Regions from separate parts of the Homo sapiens genome. Here region 1 is linked to region 2. A link is a contact called in ENCODE Hi-C data. All regions are on one chromosome and are shown on one strand. The core of a region is the stretch at or near the end of the contact, and the rest is flanking DNA. Distances in the headings are between cores, read along the strand shown.

Region 1 (2,700 bases), core at 104-2,603, 620 kb after region 2:
CTAACTCCAATACCTAAACTTTCGATACTTTAATTTTGCCCAAGCAATATTTCAGTGTGTGAAAACAATGCAACATATATACACACACATATATATATACATACACACACACACATATATATACACACACACACATATGATCAGTGGTAAAGCTTCTTTAACATGTCATCTCCACAGAATCACTTTATAGCAAGAGGAAAACCTGCTTTTCCTTAAATAGGTTACTGAGTTCATTGTTTCTTTTTTTCTCTTTGCAAAGGGCTAAAAAATGAACATCAGGAACAGATCCTATTCACAGAATCGAAATTTAAATTACTTACTAATGCTTTCTTAGCATAAAAAATTATACCAAGATACCTTGTCAAATTCTGTTCATCTTTCAACTATACAGTGGAAAGCCTACTCAAATGTTCAATTTACCCCATAACGCACCTTCCTGCCTGCTTAAACAAATGTATTTAGGGATAAATGTTTTTAATATTATTCTAGCTCTCACATGGTCACTGACAGAAACAAGAACTTATTCATGAAAAAGGTTAAAGAAACAGGTAAACAAAGTCACTGGAAAAATAGGCCTTTAAAACAAAATATAAAGCACAGGCTAATGAAATGGATAAATTTAGAGGGCACCTGCCCTATACCTTATCAATATAAAACTCCATCTAGACATAAAGTACGCGCAAGAAGCGGTTAGTAGGCAGAAACAAGCCAGACTCTCTCCTCTCCTCATAATATTAAATCCACTCAAGATATACAGTGAATGACAAAAGACCACGACGCCGATCACCCGAAGAAACCCCAGGTAAAAGCACGCCACAACTGTCCTGAACAGGTAGCCTCACAGTCTTGAGCTGAGTCACACTTCCCGTACCTGTGCCCACTCTATCCGACCCCCCGCGGCCTAGCTAAACCAAGAATCCGAAATTAAACTCCGAAACGTTCCTTCCCGGGAGACGAAACTCTCTCCCACCCCTCCCCCTCACAGATCCTTCCCTCCCCGAAACTGGGGCTGGGGGCGGGGAGGGGAGTCGCCTCAGAAAAGCGCATCTTGATTCTGACCGCTGCGGTCTCCCGTGAGGACCCCGGCACTCGGAACTGAGCTGGGATCCAGGCCCAGGGGAGTCACAGGCCCCGTCCTCACAGCTCCCCCAAAAACCGGCCCCAGGTGAGAAGACGGAAGATCGCTTACTAGTGGGAGCTCTGCCAAAAGTTCCCTGCCATGGAACACAGCTTGCCCTGATAAAAAAGCACCAGCCGGCGGAGCGGCCCGCGGAGCGACCATAGACCCAGCCCGTCCGGTAACCGCGCTCCTCGATCAAATCAGCTCGGCTCGACTCCGCTCCGCGGCGGCGACGGCGAAAGGAAGAGGATGGCCCCCTAGTCTCCTTCACGCCGGCCGACAACACTCAACTGTGCAAACCCGTTCCTATCGACAAAAGTTCCGGCCCGCGGTAGCGGAGGGAGCCGGAGGGGAGGTGCTGACCCTTGGAGGTGCTGAGATTGAAGAGAACTAGTGTTCACGAGAGCTCGCGGCGGTTGGAAGGCTCTCGCGAGAGCGTCTTGAGAATTCTGGCCGGGGGCCCAAGCCGCTCGGTCTCCTGTCTTCAGCACGGGAGTTGCTGAGTGGGTCTAACCTAGGCGAAGTGGCTCAGATACGGGGTTCTGTTATTACCTCTTCCAGGACTTCAAAAACAGAACAATGTGGCATTGTAATAAAGTACAAGGTTTTGTGACTTATTTTTCCTGTGATTGGAAAGAGAAATAAATGAAGATGACTTTGTTCTCAGGGATCAAGTGTTCCTTTTTTTTTTTTACTTTATTTATTTATTTATTTTGAGACGGAGTCTTGCTCTGTCTCCAGGCTGGAGTGCAGTGGCACGATCCCGGCTCACTGCAAGCTCCGCCTCCAGGAGTTCAAGCGATTCTCCTGCCTCAGCCTCCCGAGTAGCTGGGACTGCAGGCGCGCACCACCATGCCCAGCTAATTTTTGTATTTTTAGTAGAGATAGGGTTTCACCATGTTGGCCAGGATAGTCTCAAACTCCTGACCTCGTGATCCGCCCTCCTCAACCTCCCAAAGTGCTGGGATTACAGGCGTAAGCCACCGCACCCTGCCTGTTTTTTACTTTTGAGACGGAGTCTGGGTCTGTCACCCAGGATGGAATGCAGTGGCACAATCTCGGCTCACAGCAACCTCTGCCTTTCCAGTTCAAATGATTCTGCTGCCTCAGCCTCCCAGGTAGCTGGGATTACAGGGATTACAGGCGCGTGCCACCACGTCCATCTAATCTTTGTATTTTTAGTGGAGAGGGGATTTCGCTAGGCTGGTCTGGAACTCCTAACCTCAGGTGATCCGTCAGCCTCAGCCTCCCAAAATGCTGGGATTAACAGGCGTGGGCTACCAGGCCCGGCCTGGATCAGGCGGTTTTTTTTTTTTTTTTTTTTTGAGACGGAGTCTTGCTCTGTCGCCCAGGTTGGAGTGCAGTGGCGCTATCTAGGCTCATTGCAACCTCTGCCTCCCAGGTTCAAGCGATTCTCCTGCCTCAGCCTCCCAAGTAGCTGGGACTACAGGCTCACACCACCACGCCCAGCTAATTTTTGTATTTTTAGTAGAGACAGGGTTTCACCATGTTGGCCAGGATGGTCTCCATTTCCTGACCTCGTGATCCGCCCACCTCGGCCTCCCAAAGTGCTGGGATTA
Region 2 (2,700 bases), core at 166-2,665:
CCATATGTGCAAGTACCATATGTACCATTGTACAGAGTACTATAATCGCATTATTTCATCACGGCGTGAGTAAAGAAATTATCCATCTTACAATGAGTTGACTTATCTGATTTTCAAATAACAGAAGGGAAGAGTTTGAAAATGCAGAGTTCAGAAAAGCCAACTTTTGGCGCAGAAGTTTAAAACAAAGTTAGTACTCAGAACATAAGTATGGAAAGAAGAATCCAATTCAAGGAACTTTTAGAGTGCCTACTAAAGCATAATGCACATTTCCCTCAAGTCCTTAATCTGATAAAGGACTATTGGAGCGCTGATGACTCTGGATGAATCTCTCTCTACTCAACCAACAGATACAATATGCGGTACAGGATAATGGAGGCAGGAAGTGAGCCTGAAAGAAAAAAATATATACCTATAGCTGAACTTAAGAAACCAAGGAGTGCACGCAAGAACCAGAAAAGGCAGCTTGTGTCTGTGAACAGACCAAAGCAAGCAGAGATCCCTGCACCTGGTGGTAATGTGCCCTCCGGAGCACAAAGCCAGACGGGCATCCTGCCAACGCAACTACCTGACCACAGGCTTATACCATCTTCACCTTCTATAATAGTTATTTGTATACTGTATTTCAATCTGTGAATGCATCTCGAAGGTTTGTGGCAATGATTACTGGGAAATCAAGGAAATCCAAAACCACCCGTTATAAATATGTCGACAAGGAGGCCAAGTAGATGGTCATCATCACACTCTAGGGGCACCCCTAAACCTAAACACAGAAACAAGGTTGTAGCTGGGCACCCTGTAGCAGTCCTGAAGAAAGAAAACAGGCCTGGTTAGGCAAAAACCATCGGATGTCAGAGGGAAATCAAGGCAGCAGGCACAGGAATCACAAGCACAGGCGGGCATGTGGCCGACGCGTGGCTGCCGGCGCAGCACTGAGCGCGGGTGTGGGGCGACCCGCAGTCCCCCGCGGTGTAAACAACCCTGAGCCGCGCACACGTCCGAACGACGCCTCACAGCCTGCAGGCAGACTGTAGCGTAGAAAGAGCCCGAGGCACGTCAGCAGTTCTCAAGGGCCCCAGCAAGCCCCGCAAGCGTGAAGCGGAGGCGCGGGGGCGCGGGGCCGCGGGCGGGGAGGGGCGGGCAGCGGGGGCCTCTGCCAGGCGTCCAGACTCCCCAAAGCGCGGAGCTGCGCGCTGGCTCGGCCCCGGCCCCGCCCCGGCGCCAAAGGAAGAAGACAGAGACCCACGGGAGGGAGAAGTAAAGGAAGGGCCGTACCCTGCAGGGTCCGGGAGAGGCGCGCGCCGCGGGCTTCACCAGCGACCAGGCAGCGCGAGAAGGCCTGGGTGCGGGGGCGGCTCCCCGACTCTCTAGATGCGGCACAACCGCCGCAAGCCCGGCCTAGCGCGACCCGGAAGGAAGACGCGGAGGCCGCGAGGAGCGGCGGGCCCGGGGAGGCGGGGCGGAGCCGGGGAGGAGGGGCGGGGCCGCGGGGTTGGGGCGGGGCCGGGGAGGCGGGGCGGGGCCTGGAGGGAGGCGGGGCGGGGCCAGAAGCAAAGCCGGGCGTTTCTCCCATGGGAGGTGCTCTGGGTCCTACGGACAGCCCGCTCCCAGGCCAGGGGGAGGAGCTTTCTGCTGGCTTCCTAGCTCCAGTGGTGCCCGTGTAAAGGGCCTAGGTCATACACAGCGGGTAGTGTCTACAAATCCTCTTCGGAATAATCCCTTCCGAGTACCGGCTCGCCATGTGTAGTGTGGTCCTACAAGGACTTCTTCAGTCCAGACTTGGTGGATCAGATGATACATAGGTAATACGGCTGGTACGCATACGTAGAGGAAAAGTATAATATACATTATATGCACTCTGAAGGTATAATTCACCTAGTTTACAAACCTCCTCTTCCCTGCATACAAATCCTGCCTGCAGGCTCATTTCCATACCAACGTTCAGAAGCCTCTGACCATTACCTCTGATGAAGAAGATGGTCTGGCAGCCTCTCTTACTCATTTTGATTTATTTTTGGTAGATTCAGTATGGCACTTTATTTATTTATTTATGTATTTTTTGAGACGGAGTCTCGCTCTGTCGCCAGGCTGGAGTGCAGTGGCGCGATCTCGGCTCACTGCAACCTCCACCTCCCAGGTTCAAGCGATTCTCCTGCCTCAGCCTCCCGAGTAGCTGGGACTACAAGGGCGCCAAGCTAATATTTTGTATTTTTAGTAGAGACGGGGTTTCACCATATTGGCTAGGATGGTCTTGATCTCCTGACCTTGTGATCCACCTGCCTCAGCCTCCTAAAGTGCTGGGATTACAGCCGTGAGCCACCGCGCCCGCCCTTGGCACTTTTTTTAGTTTGCATCATATTTATCTTGTTACAAAATATCCACTAAGATGGAAAATATTTAATAAAATGTTGAACTACACATTATTTGCTGTCTGAATGCTCCAATGAGGCAAACCAGTAAGGATATTTACTTATATATGAACAGAATCAATATATGATATGCAATATACATTGTATACAAAAAAATTAAAATTTTTATTTTCTTCAACTTTTTGATGCATAATAGCTGTACATATTTTCAGGGTATATGTGATAATTTGATTCATTTCTGTAATCAAATCAGCATAACTGGGTTACTCATCCCCTTAAATATTTATCTTTTCTTTGTGCTAGGAACATTCAAATTGTTCTCTTCTGGCTA

The links. Hi-C counts contacts between places; a loop is a spot of excess contacts on that map. Pooled maps may share reads with other maps.
Region 1: a map of OCI-LY7 shows a loop between it and region 2 (7-fold over the local background). The contact joins the promoter of CCNC here to the promoter of FBXL4 in region 2. A Hi-C loop is called at or near these places in 3 of 168 maps with a recorded cell type or tissue (OCI-LY7 and naive thymus-derived CD4-positive, alpha-beta T cell), 6 of 37 single-sample maps with no recorded cell type and 13 of 50 pooled maps.

What each region holds. Positions count from the first base shown.
Region 1 is chr6:99,567,307-99,570,006 of GRCh38, forward strand. It overlaps CCNC (cyclin C), which reads right to left and starts at 1,354. Exons shown (of 12, transcript NM_005190.4): 1 at 1,190-1,354. The coding sequence starts at 1,221. It also overlaps the pseudogene TSTD3. RefSeq lists enhancers at 1,052-1,131, 1,252-1,541, 1,662-1,711.
Region 2 is chr6:98,946,531-98,949,230 of GRCh38, forward strand. FBXL4 (F-box and leucine rich repeat protein 4) reads right to left here and starts at 1,416. Exons shown (of 10, transcript NM_001278716.2): 1 at 1,276-1,416. RefSeq lists enhancers at 306-495, 1,299-1,810 and silencers at 936-1,245, 1,543-1,837.